2 separate regions of the Mus musculus genome follow, and region 1 is linked to region 2. The links are chromatin loops, found by intact Hi-C in ENCODE. Cell type or tissue: heart. All regions are shown on one strand.

Region 1 (8,000 bases), 86 kb before region 2:
CAAAGTTGGCATATCCCTTGCCCAAGGTCACCCAACAGACAAACAGTGGACCTGGCCCTTGAACTCAGATCTGTCTGATATCTACACTTGGTTTCTAAATGACTATAGTAGATTTGGGGTGGTGGAGGCTTGGTGGAAAAATTGAGATGCTTATTTTTAATTTCAGTTTATTCTTGTTATTTATTTATTATTTGACTACTTTGACAGCTTGAAACAAAAAAAAAAGAAAATATTACACTGTGAGTATTTATAGGTTAGTATGTAGATTCTAAATTAGTATTTTACTGAATGTGATTTACTTTATATCTGTCTATCAGTTCTCCTCTCTATTAGCCATCCTTTTTTTCATACTGATGGCTTTCAAAAGAAGTATCAACAGAAGTTGAGATTCTAACTGCATTGTGAAGAATGCTGTCAGATCTCTGTAGGCCAAAGAAAGGGGGAGGAAAGGTCAGCCCCTAGACATTTTCAAGAACACTGAGATGGGGAAACAAAAGAGATCTCATAGGACAAGATTGTTGTGATAAGATTGAGGAGGAGGCACAGTGTTGGAGTATGGAAGGCTCTGGGTTCAGAGGGGAGGCTCAAGTTTTGACAAAGGGTGACATTTCAGGAGCACGGTCTTGAAGGGTGAGTGGAAGACACTTTGCTACCTAGCAAATGAGGGTCATCTGGATACAGAAAATAGGGTCAGTGAGATGACATGTGCCTATACTCCTAGCACTCAGGAGGCTGGGGCAGGAGGATTATGAGTTCAAGGCTAGCTTTATTGTGCTATCCTGTCTCAAGGCAAAAGCAAAAGAAAGACAGAGACAGAGACAGAGGCAGAGACAGAGACAGAGACAGAGACAGAGACAGAGACAGAGACAGAGTCATGCTTAGCGAGGCAGAGAGAGGGAAGGAAGGGAATGAGATGGGGCACATGGGGAAACAGTTTGTGGTAGAAAGGATGTTGGACACCAGTTGGTTGTACGAGTTAAGCAGTGAGAGAAGACTGAAGCAAAGAAACGAAAACAGCTCTAGTGACCCTCGAAGTGCAGGGACAGCAGACATGGATATAGAACCATCAAGAGAGGGCTTCATCTCATCTCCTGTTGTGGTGAGGAAAGTGCTCTGACAAAAGTAACTTAAAGAAGACAGGGTTTATTTCAGCTTACGGTTCCTGGGGTGTCACAGTCCATCATGCCTGGGAAGGCATGGCAGCAGGCAGGGGAAGGAACGGAGGCAGGAGCAGGAAGCTAGTGGTAGTGTTGGGTCAACACTCTGGCAGCTGAGGGTGAACAGGAAGTGGGGCTGACCTATAAAATGTTGAGGCCCATCTGTACTGATCCATTTCTTCCAGCAAAGTCGCACCTCCTAACTGTTTTATAACTTTCTCCACTAGCACCACCAGTGGAGACCAAGTGTTCCAGGAAGCCTGACTGAAGGACATTTGACATTCAGGTCATAGGAATTTATAAGGAATTTCTTTTAGTGTTCTTTGAATTCCAACAAAATATTTACTAATGTGTAGTTCAGGTCAACACAATTTAATTTTCTCCTTTAAAGATGTTCACAAGGTGTCTGCTTATAATTTTTTGAGAACACCTTACCTTGATGGAACTTCATAGATGAGTAGACATCCATATTCTGCAGATGGTGGCCCTGATCAAGGATTGTACCAGCTGCTGTCCATTAATCACCTCAAATAATGTGTGAAGTATCTAGACAGTAAGATACCATAGCTTCTCATGGGGTTGTCTGGCAGTATTGAAGACAGTTTTTGACATTACGAATAGAAGGATTTCTATTGGCATCTAATGGTCAAAGGCTGGAGATACTGAGGAACATTCTATAAGGCACAGGATGTCTTTATAGATTAGGACCAAACATTCACAGTGTGAAGAGTTAGTCTTACTCAGTTAATAGAGGAGGGTAAATTTATTTCTCCTTTCTTTCTTTCCTTCTCTCTCTCTTTCTCTTCCTTCCTTCCTTCCTTCCTTCCTTCCTTCCTTCCTTCCTTCTTTCCTTCCTTTCTCTCTCTTCCTTCCTTCCTTTCCTTCCCTTCTTCTTCTCTTTCTTTTCCTTCTCCTTCTTCTTCTTTTTACTCCACTTCCTCATCTTCTTCTTTTATGTGGTACTGATTATACCATTTTGTATATGAGAAATCTGAAGGATATGGACTATGATGTTTTGAGTTTGTACTGCTAAAATGTGGCAGAAACAGATTTATTACAAGCTTAGTGTTTTTCTGTTTTTCCATTTTATCATGACTCCAGGAAGAAGATAAGTAGATTGAAGTGGTTCCATAGTTTCTAGTCCTGGTTAAAAAAAAAAATTAGTGCCAGAGACTAAGACAGAGTGATGGAAGGAAAAAACCCAAGAGCTGTTGGGAAACTAAGAGACAACTGCAGTGATAAGTATTTTAAAACTTGACGTGATGGAGTGGGGACACTGAAAGTGGAAACGTCTAGTGGGTGTTCGGTGACAAGAACTGGAGTTCAGCGGGAGGTCAGGGCTGTAAGTGTCATGCTGCTGACGGCAGGTTTTAGCCACAGCAATGAGAGGGGGCCTGGGATGTGCTACAACAGGAGCACAGGGAAGTAGAAGCTGAATTCTAGGAAAAGCCTCATAAGAATAGAAGTGAAGAGTAGAAATGGAATTAATGAATACAATAAATGGGATCTGGAAAAGGTCCAAGGGTCATGATATCATTTTAAGAGCCAGATGAATAGGCTCTTGACAAGATAGTAGTCAAAAACACATTTCACAGAGTCCACGAAAAATTTTCACTCTTTTCTCTTACCAATTTCAATTCGATGTAATTGATGGCATATTTTTTTCATTGTATGTATGATGCTTATAGCTATCCTTAACACATTTATTAGCCTTGAAAATAACATTTCAAATTCTACTCAGACAAAAGCCTCAATGTTATCCTCCCCTAGCCAGCCTTATGGTGGCTTTCTGATGTTGACACTGTGCGTGTTCCTTGTCTGGGGCCCATGTTCTCTTTCGACTCTGCTGAATCCACACATTCTGTTTGACTAAGTAACAGGAACAAATACTCTTTCCATAATGGATATACTGGAGGTGTCATGTTTCTCAGAATCTCCTCTGCAGTTTATTTGCACTAAGCCAGGGCCTCTCAACCTTCCTAATGCTGCAGCCCTTTAATATAGTCCTCCATGTTATCGTGACCCCCCAACCATAATATTATTGTTGTTGCTCCTTCATAGCAGTAATTTTGCTACTGTTATGAACTGTAATGTAAATATCTGTGTTTTCCCATGGTCTTAGGCAACACCTGTGAAGGAGTCTTTTGATGCCAAGGGTCATGACCCACAGGTTGAGAACCACTGTGCTGAGCTACATGCAGTTTAATTTTCATTAATAAACATACTTGCTACTTACTGATATCAGTAGTAGGACTTTTGGCAGGTATGCTGAGTCTCCAGGTTGGAAGAGCACAGGCAGTGCTCCATGCTGGAGAGGAAGAGTAAGAGAGGTTGAGTGTTCTGGTCAGCTGATCACAATAGTGCCAGACTGCTTAACTGATACTGACTTGACGATAGCACCATGTCTCCTGTTAACAGAAAACATTATCCAATCATTCATCATAAGGAAGAATTTTTTTCAGGAATACTGACAGGTCGAGGGACCACTGTGACAGGGAATCACAATGGAAGAAACAGATACAATATACATTTCAATATACTATGGGCAAGGCAGATTTTATAGGCAAGGGTATAGGGTGGAGGTCAGATAATTGAAAAGCATTGAGAGAAAACACCAGGGATAAAGGAGAATTTAGATAAACCAACTTACCGGATTCCTGTTGAAGACTGGCAGAGTGACCAGATATTACTTGGAGCGGTGGTGGAAGATGAAGAGCTGGTTAGATTTGGAGGGAGACCAGATGTGAGGGAACAGGGATTCTTGCCGTACCAACGAGAGGGTTCAGAATTAGCTCAGCAAAGAATCTTTGTCCATCACAAGTGTAATATGGGTAAAGAATTTTTACATGCTTATTCCACTAAGAACATTTTATGTATTGTCTCATTTAAAATCTCACAAGGCCTGTTAACACTCTGCACTGCCTTTGAACAGGTGACCCGTCTCAGAAAAGCGCCAAATCTGGTCTAACCGCTTCACCTAATCACTCCCCTGTAAACATCACTGACTAAAGAGCCTGCTGTGATGAGGGAGGGATGTGTTTTGTTGCTGACACACTAAGACACAGGTTGGTCTGGAGCCCTTGGAATGTAGCCCACAAAACAGACTAGCACTAAAAACAAATAGTAAGCCCAACCCAAATTTAGCTAGTCCCTTGTTTAAAATATATGTGTAAGCAGACCACACTTTGGAGTGCTGTTGAACAGTGTGAATGTAGAACATTTCCATCACTGCAGAAAGCTCCACCCCACTGCGCTGCTTCCTTCTCTGCTTGGATTCATCTGCACCACAGATGGGTTTCCCTCTCCACTTCCAGCAACTCCCTACTCTTCAACTTAACAGAAAGATTTCTTCCCTCTGTGCACCTTCCCTTCCATGTGGCTTACAGCCATAGCAATAGTAGCTTCAATAGCCTGAAGGGGGAGCCCTTGAAAGTGGCTTTCTATATGGGCTCTGCCTGTTCCTGTTACACTTATGAGCAACTCACGATTACTCAACACTTTTTACTTTATTTTATTGCCAAGGAGCATGGAGATATTACAGTGGAACCCTGCGATGTCCATGTGCAGCATCGTCATAGTGAAGGACATCTCTGTGCTAGCAACAAAAGAGCACATGATGTCACAGGGAAACATGGTGATGTTACCATGGAACACTGTAATGTCATGATTGAGCAGCTATGTTACAAGATAGCATTGTGTTACCTGAAGAGAGAGTTGCCATGTGATCTCATAATGGACTACTATGATGTCACAATGGAGCACTGTCATTTTACACGGGACACAGTCATATGTCACAGTATGACAGGACAGTTATTGTGATCTGCAATCTCTACAGAGCACTGTGCTGTCCTAATGGAACATTGTGATAACATAATGGAAGACTCCTCTGTCACAGTGGAGCATTGTAATCTGATAACAATGTACTATGATGTCACAAGGGTGCACTGTCTTGTCACAGTGGATACTATCATGTGTCATAGTACGTATGGCATGACAGTCACTGTGATCTCATAATAGAGTACAGTGATCTCAAGTAGAGAGCTGTGATGTCACAAAGGAGCGTCAGGATGTCATGATGTAACACTATTCTGACAGAGTGGAGCCTTGTGATCTCACAATGGAGTGCTATGATGTCACAATAGAGCATTATGATGCACACACAGCCTTGTAATATCACAATATAGCATCGTTATGTTACAGCAGAGCAGTGTGATATCATAGTGGAGCATTGTGATGGCACAGCATTGCATAGTGATGTCACAATACAGCCTTGTTATGTAAAATGCAACATTATGATGTCAAAGGCAGCACTATGATGATGGGGCTTTGCACTACCCATTTCTGCCAACGTTCACAATCCAGATATCCATGGCTCACTCACATTATCATTCAAGTCTGTGGTCAAACATCACATTTACTTAAGACCCACCTTGTGTTCATCATCTAAGTAATCACCGTGTCAGTGTTCCATCTTCACACCCTGCTTTATCTCAGAGCGCTTATCACCCTCTATATGGCGTTGTGTATTTCAACAGACCTTGCCTTCTAGTCTAGAAATAAGCTAAGTGAAGTCAGAGATGCTGTACCTGGGTCCAAGCTTCTTCTTCCTGCACAGTACAATGCTGTAGATTTTTCTGCTAAATAACTTGATTTGAGAACAGCCTATTAAATCGGTGACACTCTTAAGACTCCAGTTTGTTTGTTTGTTTGTTTGTTTGAGCTAAGGTTCTGTGTAGTCCAGGCTAGCATCATCCACTGTGTAGTCCAGGCTAGCATCCACTGTGTAGTCCAGGCTAGCATCCACTGGTAGGCTGACGATGTCCTTTAATGTCTGAGTTTCCTGCTTCTGTCTCACACACACAAGGAATGTGAGCATGCGGCACCATCACACCTGACTTATTTGGTGCTTGGATTGAACCCAGGACTTTGTGTATGGTAAATCGCATCCAACCAAGTGAGCTACATCAGAACCTGGCCTATTATTTTCGTGTATTTCGTGTATTTCTACATATTTCTATTTCATGTGTACTTTGTGGAGGTCGGAGAATAACCTGAAACAGTAAACTATTCTTTCCTTTCACCTTGCACGTCCCAGGAATTAACCTAATTTTCCCTGATGTTATCTTGTTTTGTCTTTTTTAAAGTCAAAGTTCTTCTTATATAGCCCAGACTGCACTCAAATTCGCCATCCCTATGCCGTAGCTTCCAAAGTGTGGCGATTATTGGCATGTACACATCACCAATTCCTAAGTCCCAAAGGTTAAAAAAGCCTGCTAGGGAGCATTCAGAGACAAACAAAATCTGAATACTGTCAAGGATAAAACAACAGAGACATTGCTCTTATAGCTCTGGGCTTTCCCAGCAGCCCTGTGAGTGGTGACTTTGAGGGAAGTCTGAAGATTCATCTTATTCCCCAGAACTTCTCAAAAGAACTGGTTGTCCTATATTATTGAAATAGAAGACAAGACCGATTTGCCCCTAAGAACAGTATTTAACTGGCAGAATGATTTTTCTCAAAGACAGAGTTCCCAAGCCTTTGACCTAAAGACCTCCATAGCCGAGGGCTCAGGGCTCACTGCTGACCCTGCATTTATGAGCTTATGATTAATGCTAATGAATTCTCCTTCTTGTGTGTGTTTTAAACACACATTTACTAATCCCTTAGATCTAAACTAGTTTCATACTAAGTGAAAATAGTCCTTAAATTCAGATTTAGACTTAGTGTGTAGGAAGGTCAACAGAGAGGGAAACAAACTTACAGAGAAGCCTGCAAGATGAGAAGGGCCTTAGCTAGGCAGGAATTTTGTTTGTGCAGTGCTGGGGATGGAACCCAGAGCTTCAGAAACATCTGTTTAAAAGTCTAGGGTGGAGCACTCGCTCCCTCACTCTACTCGATTGTTTTTAGAATGCCAGCACCAGGGCACTGACCTTGGAAGGACTGGGAGTTGAAGGCAAGCCTGGACTGAAAGACTCCGAGAGGAGCCCCTCGCTCAGGCCTCAGGACAATAGCGGACACCCAAGAACTCACAATAGACCAAGCTTGATGCAAACCACATGAGGCTTTATTGGGGAAAGCCAGAACTCTGGGGACGACTCATATCCCACGCAGGGGTAGAGGAGTGGACCCCGAGGGGAAAGAGGTCCCAGTTTTTATAGGCCCTCAGGGGAGAAAGGAGAAGGGGGGGGGGAGTAGGGGATTTCCAGATCTAAACAATGTCTATTCTCAAGAAATGGGTATGGGAGGGGTACAAGGAAAGAGTCTGGTGCAGGTGTAGCAACTCAGGATTGGCCGGGCTGTGGTTGCTGGGGAGATTTTCTGACTCTTTCTCAGCAAGCAATATCACAAACACCTGGCAATGGGCTTCATCAGTGGGCACACACTTGGGTTCAATGAACAGTCAAAACATTGGCAGACACACAGGTTCAAGGAGTGGCCAGAGCATTGTGCACCTCTATTTTTCTAAATCAGTGAAGCTAGTTCTGCTAACACTGACATCTATCTTGCCAATTCCAGGGCTTCTGTGTCCTTTTACATTCTGTCAGGATCTTTCAGGACCACATGGTATCACATGTTCTTCAAACACACAACCTTCGTGCCCAACAACAACAAATCCAAAGTACAATATTGCCTACTATTGACCAGTGGGTTCCCGTTCCTCTCAATTTTTCCTGAAAGCTTAATTTCTTTTCTAACTTTGCCGTTCGTCATAATCAGCCAGGACTTTTGTTGAAAAGAAGACATTTAGAGGTTGGCATTTCTAACCAGTTCCTAGCTTGCGTCCGTCTGAAGGACCATTCTGAATTGCGATAACTTCTATGAGCTTGAGTCTGACCTCGTCAGTT
Region 2 (8,000 bases):
TTGAGAATGGGTTTTGTCATAACAAAATTGACCCCCACCACCTCATTCTGAATGGAAGCAGTGAGTATGCTGGCAGTGGAGATGCAGAGGTGGCTTGAGGGCAGAGTGCCTCAATTTTTAGAGTGGCAAAGAAGTTCTTGAGACTCTTTGAATGATAATGATTAGTGTACAACAGATGTTCTCTCATCAGTTCCCTGCCTCTTCCAATGGGCATCACTTTGAGAGACCCAAGAATCATCAAACACCATGGCTGGAATGGACTTTAGAGGGTGGCTGGTGATAATATTTGATTTGAAACTGTCTTGTTGAAACAGGAAGCTCTTTTCTTCAGACTGTGCCCCCAACATGCACCTCGGTCACTACCGCATACTGACTCTAAATGTAACATAACTCATTCAATGGTGGAATAACTGCTCCATCTTTTCTGAAGGGATTGTAACACACCAGAAATCCTCATCTTTTTTTTTTTTTCTTCAGAAAAAAAAAGTTCTAGTTTGAACTGTAGACACATTCCTTTTAGGAACAGAAAAATGTTGACAGTATTCCCATTGAGCAGTAATTGAATTCTTGAGTCAGCAGGTATCTGGTGGGAGTCTTCCTTACAAAGCAGTCGTTAGATTCAGCATTATCCAAAAGAGGGCTTGGGGGTTTTCTTATCATACAGATGTTCTAAACATGGCCTTCGGAGATCACTGTGTCTCTTGCTAGATGATAGTTATAAATCTGACTCATTGGCTTGGAAGCATCTGCTCCTTCTTGAAAGCCAGACTTTCTTGGTACTTGGAATCCTTTCTGAATTTTTAGATCAGAGGAGAGGACAAGGAGAAGAAAAAAAAAGAAGAGTGGGTCCCCCATCTTATCTCCAGCTGTTTTCAAATCCACACAATGAAGATTCCTGAATCCCCAGTCATGTTCCATCTGCAAAGAAGGACAAGTTACATAATTAAAGGACTTTTTTTTAGTTGTTCAAGAGGTTAAATACAAGTCACAAGGAACATTTTGATCTCAAAGGCCATGTAACCTACTGTCACCAAGAGGTCCCAGCGTGGCTTTAGCCAGACACAGTGCTGGGAGAAATGACCAAGTTTTGAGGAATGGCTGAAGTGGCTGAATCCTCGTTGAACTGAATATCTTTAGGTTACTATATTGCTTTCATAACGAGACTCTGGCTTGATCCGATGGAGAAATTGATACTAGTCCATTGTAGCTTTTCACAGAAAAATTTGAATGTTCTGTCTTTACTCAGCCTGGGACTTTAGTTTTGAATCCATTCACTTAGTGATTTGCAATTTTAAAAATACTTTGGGTACAACTTTAAAAAACTCAAAGTTAAAATAAAATACTTGTTTTGGAATAGCACTTTACCTTAAGAGACATTTTTTTAATCATAAAAATGATTTTTTAAAAATATAATTACTCTTATTTGTATGTTTTAAAGCATTGATTATAAATTTTGTGGGATTCTATAATATAATTTCTCTATTGTGCTTATGAAAAAAATAGGATAGTGATCAAGGGTTTTAAAATTTATATAAAAACATTTTAGATCTTTTGACTTTATACATGCAATAAATTTGCCTTCTAACTATCTTGGGACAACATTTTTGAAGAACCAGTAAGAAACACTGTAGATCTTAGAGTTTACAGTTTGGTCATCTGTACAACATGTTACTAAAACAATATCTCCGTGTATTTAAACAGTTGGTTCCAAAGCTAAGGGAATGGGATATTTTGTGGAATGGAGAATAAACCTGTAGAGGAATGATTCTATGCCTTAAATATTTTTTCACCCAACTGTAAGTTCTCCTTTGTAACTAAGTAGGAAAACGACAATATCTAACGTTTCAATGTGCCATTCTTTCTTTTGCTTAAATTAGAATTTTATGAATGAATCAGATGTGTAGGCTAATATTTTCCTAGTTCAAAGGCAAAATAAAATGGATTTATAGACATGTATTTGGAACAATTGTTTTATTTTCTTCAGACAAGGAATTTGGACAGGTTGGGGAGTGGGACTATCCAGATAGGAATTAGCTCAGAGCACAGGGCTGGAAAAAGATGTTTCCAAGAAAATGGACCCAAAATTAAGTTGGTATAGTCATTGTAATATCTAATAAAATAGACTTTAAACCAAAATTAATCAAAAGAGATGAGGAAGGACAGTTCATACTCATTAAAGGAAAAAAAAATCCATCAAGATGAACTCTCAATTCTGAATTATCCTTACCCTGAATGCAAGGACATCCACATTTGTAAAAGAAACAATAGGAAAGCTGAAGTCACAAATCAAATACCACACATTGACAGTGGAAGGCTTCAACACCCCACTGTCACCAATGAGCAGGTCATCAGGTCCAGACAGAAACTAAACTGAGAAATATTAGAACTTATAGACATTGTGACTCAATGGGCCTAACGAATATCTACATAACATTTTCACTCCCAAACAATTGAGTATAGCTTCTTCTCAGTGACCATGGAAACGTCTCCAAAATTGACCATATACTCTGTCACAAAGCAACTTTCAACAGATACAAGAAAATTGACATAACCCCATGTATTTTATCAGACCTCTATGGATTAAAGTTGTACCTCAATACCAAGCAGAACAACAGAAAACCTACATACTCATGGAAACTGAACAAATCTCCAATCAGTGACCACTGGGTCAAGGAAGAAATTAAGAAAGGAGTTAAAGAGTTTCTAGAATTTAATGAAAATGCATGCACAACTTACCGAAACTTATGGGACATAATGCAAGTAGTGCTAAGAGCAAAGTTCATAGCACTAAGTGCCTTCATAAAGAAATTACTAAGATCCTATATTAGTGACTTAACAACATGTCTGAAAGCTCTAGAACAAAAAGAAGCAAACACATTCAAGAGGAGTTGATGGCAGGAAATAATGAAACTCAGGGCTGAAATTGATAAGATAGAAGCAAAGAAAACAATACAAAAAAAATCAAGGAAACAAAAAGTTGGTTCTTTGAAAAAAAATCAACAAATAGAACAAACCCTTAACCAAGCTAAAAGGCAAAGAAAGAATATTCAAATTAACAAAGTCAGAACTAAAAAGACACCGAGGAAATCCAAAGAGTCATTAGGTCATACTTCAAAAACCTGTACTTCACAAATTGTAAAATCTAAAAGAAATAGATAATTTTCTTGATAGATCATGATCAGATAAACAGCCCAATAGGCCTACAATCCCTAAGAAAATAGAAGCAGACATTAAAAGTCTCAACCAAAAAAGGCGAAGGGCCAGATGGTTTTGTCACAGAATTCTACCAGATTTTCAAAGAAGAGATAATACAAATACTCCTCAAATTATTCCAAAAAAAATAGAAATAGAAGGAACATTGCCAAATGCATTTTATTAGGCCATAATCACTTTAATACCAAAGACTCAAGAAAGAAAGAAAAAAAAAGTTTCAGACCAATTTCCCTCAAGAACATGAATGCAAAAATACTCAGTAAAATACTCCCAAACTGAATCCAAGAACACACTAAAAAGATCGTCCATCATGATCAAGTAGGATTCATCCTAGTGATGGAGGGATGGTTCAACATGAAAATCCATCAATGCAATCCACTGTATGAATAAACTGAAAGAAACAAAACACATAATCACCTAATTAGATGTTGCAAAAAGCCTTCGAAAAAATCCAACACCCCTTGGTGATAAAAGTCTTGGAGAAATAAAGGTTATTAGACACATAGCCAAACAATAAAGGCAATATACAGCAAGCTGATATACAGCATCATGTTAAATGGACAGAAACCCAATTCCACTATATGGCCTTGGTCTTCCTATATGATTTTCAGGCCCTGTACATTATCTACCTCTTGAAGTAGACAGTCTAGAGACCAGAACTAAGCATAAGGCTTACTTCAACATTCACCTCTTAACTATACAAAAGAATCAAACAAGTTTCCCTTTAAGGGGCTTCAAAGGCATAGAAAAACCATTTTAACATTAAGATGTTATGTAGCACTGCCACCTGCTGGACATAGTGAGGCATCGCAGCGCGCCAACTTAACTGAGAAAGGTTGCCTAGCAGGAACACTGAGATTTATTGGCTGCTGGTCAAGTCCTCCACCTTTTGCTTGTTATCTATCCTGCATTTATCTTCTTCGTCTTACAGTGCTATTATCAGGCTAAAGACGCCATTCCTGACCCCTTTTCTTCAACATTGTGAACTCTACAGTGTTATGAAGTGATCTAATATGTTGAGAGAGTGTACTGGCTGGTTTTGTGTGTCAACTTGACACAAACTGGAGTTATCACAGAGAAAGGATCCTCCCTTGAGGAAATGCCTCCATGAGATCCAGATCAAGGGCGAGGGCCCAGCCCATTGTAGTTAGTGCTATTCCTGGGCTGGTAGTCCTGGGTTCTATAAGAGAGCAAGCTGAGCAAGCCAGGGGAAGCAAGCCAGTAAAGAACATCCCTCCATGGCCTCTGCATCAGCTCCTGCTCCCTGACCTGCTTGAGTTCCAGTCCTGACTTCCTTGGTGATGAACAGCAAAGTGGAAGTGTAAGCCGAATAAACCCTTTCCTCCCTAACTTGCTTCTTGGTCATGATGTTTTGTGCAGGAATAGAAACCCTGACTAAGACAAATCGGTAGCAGCATAGTTGGGTATTCCTGTGACAACCTGATCATGTTTTGGGGAGGACTGTGGAAGGACTTTGGAACTTTGGGCTAGAAGATCCATTTGTTCTTAAGAGCTCTGTGGGAGTTCCTGTAGGAGCTCGGAAGATAATGTTGAAAACCATGCAGAAGATGGAGGCCTGGTTTGTGAAATTTCAGAGGGATGATTAAAGACTCTTGTTAGGGCAATTGCTGTTTTGATTTCGAAGATTCTGTGGTTTTGGTTACCCGGGGCTGAAGAATCAGCTGTGATTAACAAATTAGCAGAACTACTACAGCGAAATCTTTGCATTACTGGGACTATTGATAATAGTTTTTGCTTCATCTTATTGTATTTTATTTAGTCATGTTTGGTTGTTATCTCTTAGAAGCCTGTTCTTAAATCCTATAATCAGGATTTGTTGTGTGAGTAAAGGAGTATTTTCAGTAAAGAAGGAGAAAGAAATAAAGTCATTTCCTTCTTTTCATTGTTTTCTCTCCTTCTTTCTACTAATATTTCTTTCCCCCTCCCCCACCTTCCTGTAAAACAAGGATTATCTAATATTAATATGTAGGTTCTTTCCATTCCTGAGATAGTCTCAGTAAAGCAGGCTTATACATAAAAGGTTTGTGAATGGTTTTAGTTTTTTTTGTTTGTTTGTTTTAATGATTTTAGCCTTTTTTTGTTGTTATTGTTTTTATATTTCTTGCTGATTTGGATTGCTGGAGTCAGTGTGCTACACCAATGGGAACACGTGTGAGGAAAGGTGGAGCCGTGCTTGAACTAAGTGACTATTTATTTAATCAGACTGGAGTCCAGAGCCACTTCTCCAGCGCCCACGTTTAGAGGCTGCAGTTAAACCTCTGTGGGATGCTAAGGGGTGGATGGTCCTAGCCACATCCAGTCTCCTCCATGTTGTGCTGCCTAGCTGGATGTCAGCTTAACAAAAGCTGGAGTCATCAGAGAGGAAGGAATCTCAATTGAGAAAAATGCCTCCCTAGTATTCAACTGTAACAAATTTTCTTAATTACTGCTTTTTCTTAATTATTACTTGAGGGGGTCTCCCATTGTGGGTGGGGCCATCCCTATGCTGATGGTCCTGAGTTCTATAAAAAACAGGCTGAGCAAAGCCTTCAGGGGGCAAGCCAGTAAGCAGCACACTTCCATGGCCTCTGTATCAGCTCCTGCCTCCAGGTTCCTGGTCTCCCTCCGTGAGTTCCTACCCTCGCTGGTGTTGGTGATGAACTCTTATATGGAACTGTAAATGAGATAAACCCTTGTCCCTGCAGTTATTTTGGCCATGATGCTTCCTCACAGCGATAGTAACCCTAACTAAAACACATGTTAGAGCCTTCCATTTTCTTCTGTCACTCCTTTCCTCCCTTCCCTCCCTCTTCCAGATTCCTGCGTTCACTTTCCCCTTCTCCATCCTGACTAATATGAATTACATGTACTTATATTCAACACGATGCATTGAAACATGCGTGTACCGTGGAATGGCTATATTGAGGCTTCCCTTTGGTGTCTTATGTTGGTCTCTACATTAGGTGAGGGTCTTATGCTGGCTGGGGATCAGATGGAGCATGCTTCCTTCTTCATAAGGCCAAAAGATGGGGTACCCTGGCTACTAACCACTTAGTGACTCTTCGGACTTCCAAAGAAGGTGGCCTCCTTTAAGGGTGTGTGTGGGGGGAGCAGGGAAAAAGGGGGGTTACTGTAAATCTCTGAATCCCAATGTCCAAATCTTGGAAGGAGAAAACTGACTACCTAACACTGTGTTCTGATTATCTCACATGCTCTGTCACACTGTGACAGCACACACACACACACACACACACACACCGCACAAACACACAAACACACCACGCATACACAAGATACACATTCATAATAATATTAATAAGAAAATTTAAAAGTACTCCACGCAATTAACAATACTTGCTGTGGAGGTTGCATGCAGAGACATTATTTGTTACATAAAGGCATTTTAAAAGAGTCATATCAAAATAGCAACAAGGTGCAGTTGCTTCACATTTGTTTCAGTATGGAGGCTTTGTTCTCTGTCTTAGTCTGTAATCCAGAATCTTCTGAACAGACTTCCATAGGAATCAGTGTTGGGGGAGGGGGGAGGGGGGAGGGGGGAGGGGGGGGATGCTCTACAACCAAAGCAGTTGCTGTTCCCAGCCCCATCCCCTGGGAATTGTCCAATTCATGACCCCATAACCAATCACAGCACTGGGAGTCCTCACATGAAAGGTTAGGGAACACTCTCAGACCCCTAGCTTGCTTCTCTAGCCACTCTCTATCTCCTGTGGATAATGAGAACGTGTGTAGCACATCACATCTATAGAAACACTGGTAGTTGTAACTACAAAATAATGATGCCTTTGTCCCAGAATGAAATATAAATCCGTTTCCTACAGAAACAAGAGAGAAATGGACCTCACAGAGATTTAGGTGATGTTGTCCTTTTTGCTAATAAGAAGCACGCTGGCATTGTCTTTGGGGAGAGTCCTCAGTGGAAGCCAACCTACTTTACACCCCACATTGCATATAAATACAACATACTGGTCTCGTTAGCTTTTTGGTTAACGTAACACAAGCTAGAGTCATTTGAGAAGAGAGAATTATGATTGAGAAGAAAGCTCCACTGAATTGGTCCATGGAACAATTTTGGGATCAACAACTGATTGTCTTGGATGGGAAGGCTCTGCCCCCCCCCCCCCCCCCGTGGGTGTGGTCAACCCTGGGCAAAGGATCCAGGGTTGTGTGAGAAAGAAGATAAGCAAGCCTCGTGGACTGAGCAAGCCAGTAAGCAGTGTTTCTCCATGTCCTCTGCATCAGGTTCTGCCTCCAGGTTCAGGCCTTGAGTTCCTCCCTGACTGCCAGGGATTAATAGTGAACCAGGAAGCTAGATGAAACGAGTTCGTTCCTCCCCAAGCAGCATTTGATAATGGTGTTTATTTCAGCAATAGAAGGCAAACTAGGAGACACAAAGATGCACGTGCATATGTATAATTAATGCTAGATTCCACTTGTGAGAGAAACCATGTAATATTTTGTCTTCAGTCTCATTACTCTCTCCTGTTCCTTTCTTTGGAACTCTTTCTCATAGTCCTCCTTCTATTTACATTTACAAGTAACATATGCGTGCACATATATAAATGTACATATGTACCCCTGCCCTGAGACTCAGAGTTCGGTGGCTCCAGTCCTTGCTAGTAAACCGAACAGCGCAGCAATACTAAGGCGCATGAGCACATTCCTTAGCAAGGACTCAGCCTGTCAAGGGCGGGTCCATGTGCGCATGCTCGCATGCTCTCCACTTGTGTTATGTTGTGTTCTGGCCAGAACCCCTCAGTCACGGCCAA

What was found. Hi-C counts contacts between places; a loop is a spot of excess contacts. Peaks named below come from ENCODE experiments on the same cell type or tissue, not always from the same donor. Only the 100,000 strongest peaks of a DNase experiment are listed, where the experiment ranks them.
Region 1: a loop joins it to region 2, with 2.7 times the contacts of the local background. A loop is called at or near these places in 5 of 42 quality-filtered maps.

What each region holds. Positions count from the first base shown.
Region 1 is chr19:34,747,915-34,755,914 of GRCm38, reverse strand. No RefSeq gene overlaps it. Among named protein-coding and RNA genes, the nearest start is that of Slc16a12, 4.6 kb to the right of the region's middle. In heart, a CTCF peak has its summit at 4,573 (motif pointing right); no DNase peak of the experiment used is centred here; H3K4me3 peaks cover 32 bases; H3K27ac peaks cover 2,365 bases.
Region 2 is chr19:34,662,357-34,670,356 of GRCm38, reverse strand. It overlaps Slc16a12 (solute carrier family 16 (monocarboxylic acid transporters), member 12), which reads left to right. Exons shown (of 7, transcript NM_172838.4): 7 at 1-1,956. It also overlaps a transcript of Ifit1bl1 not described here. Among named protein-coding and RNA genes, the nearest start is that of Ifit1, 25 kb to the right of the region's middle. In heart, a CTCF peak has its summit at 4,010 (motif pointing left); a DNase peak (open chromatin) is centred at 7,986; H3K4me3 peaks cover 317 bases; H3K27ac peaks cover 726 bases.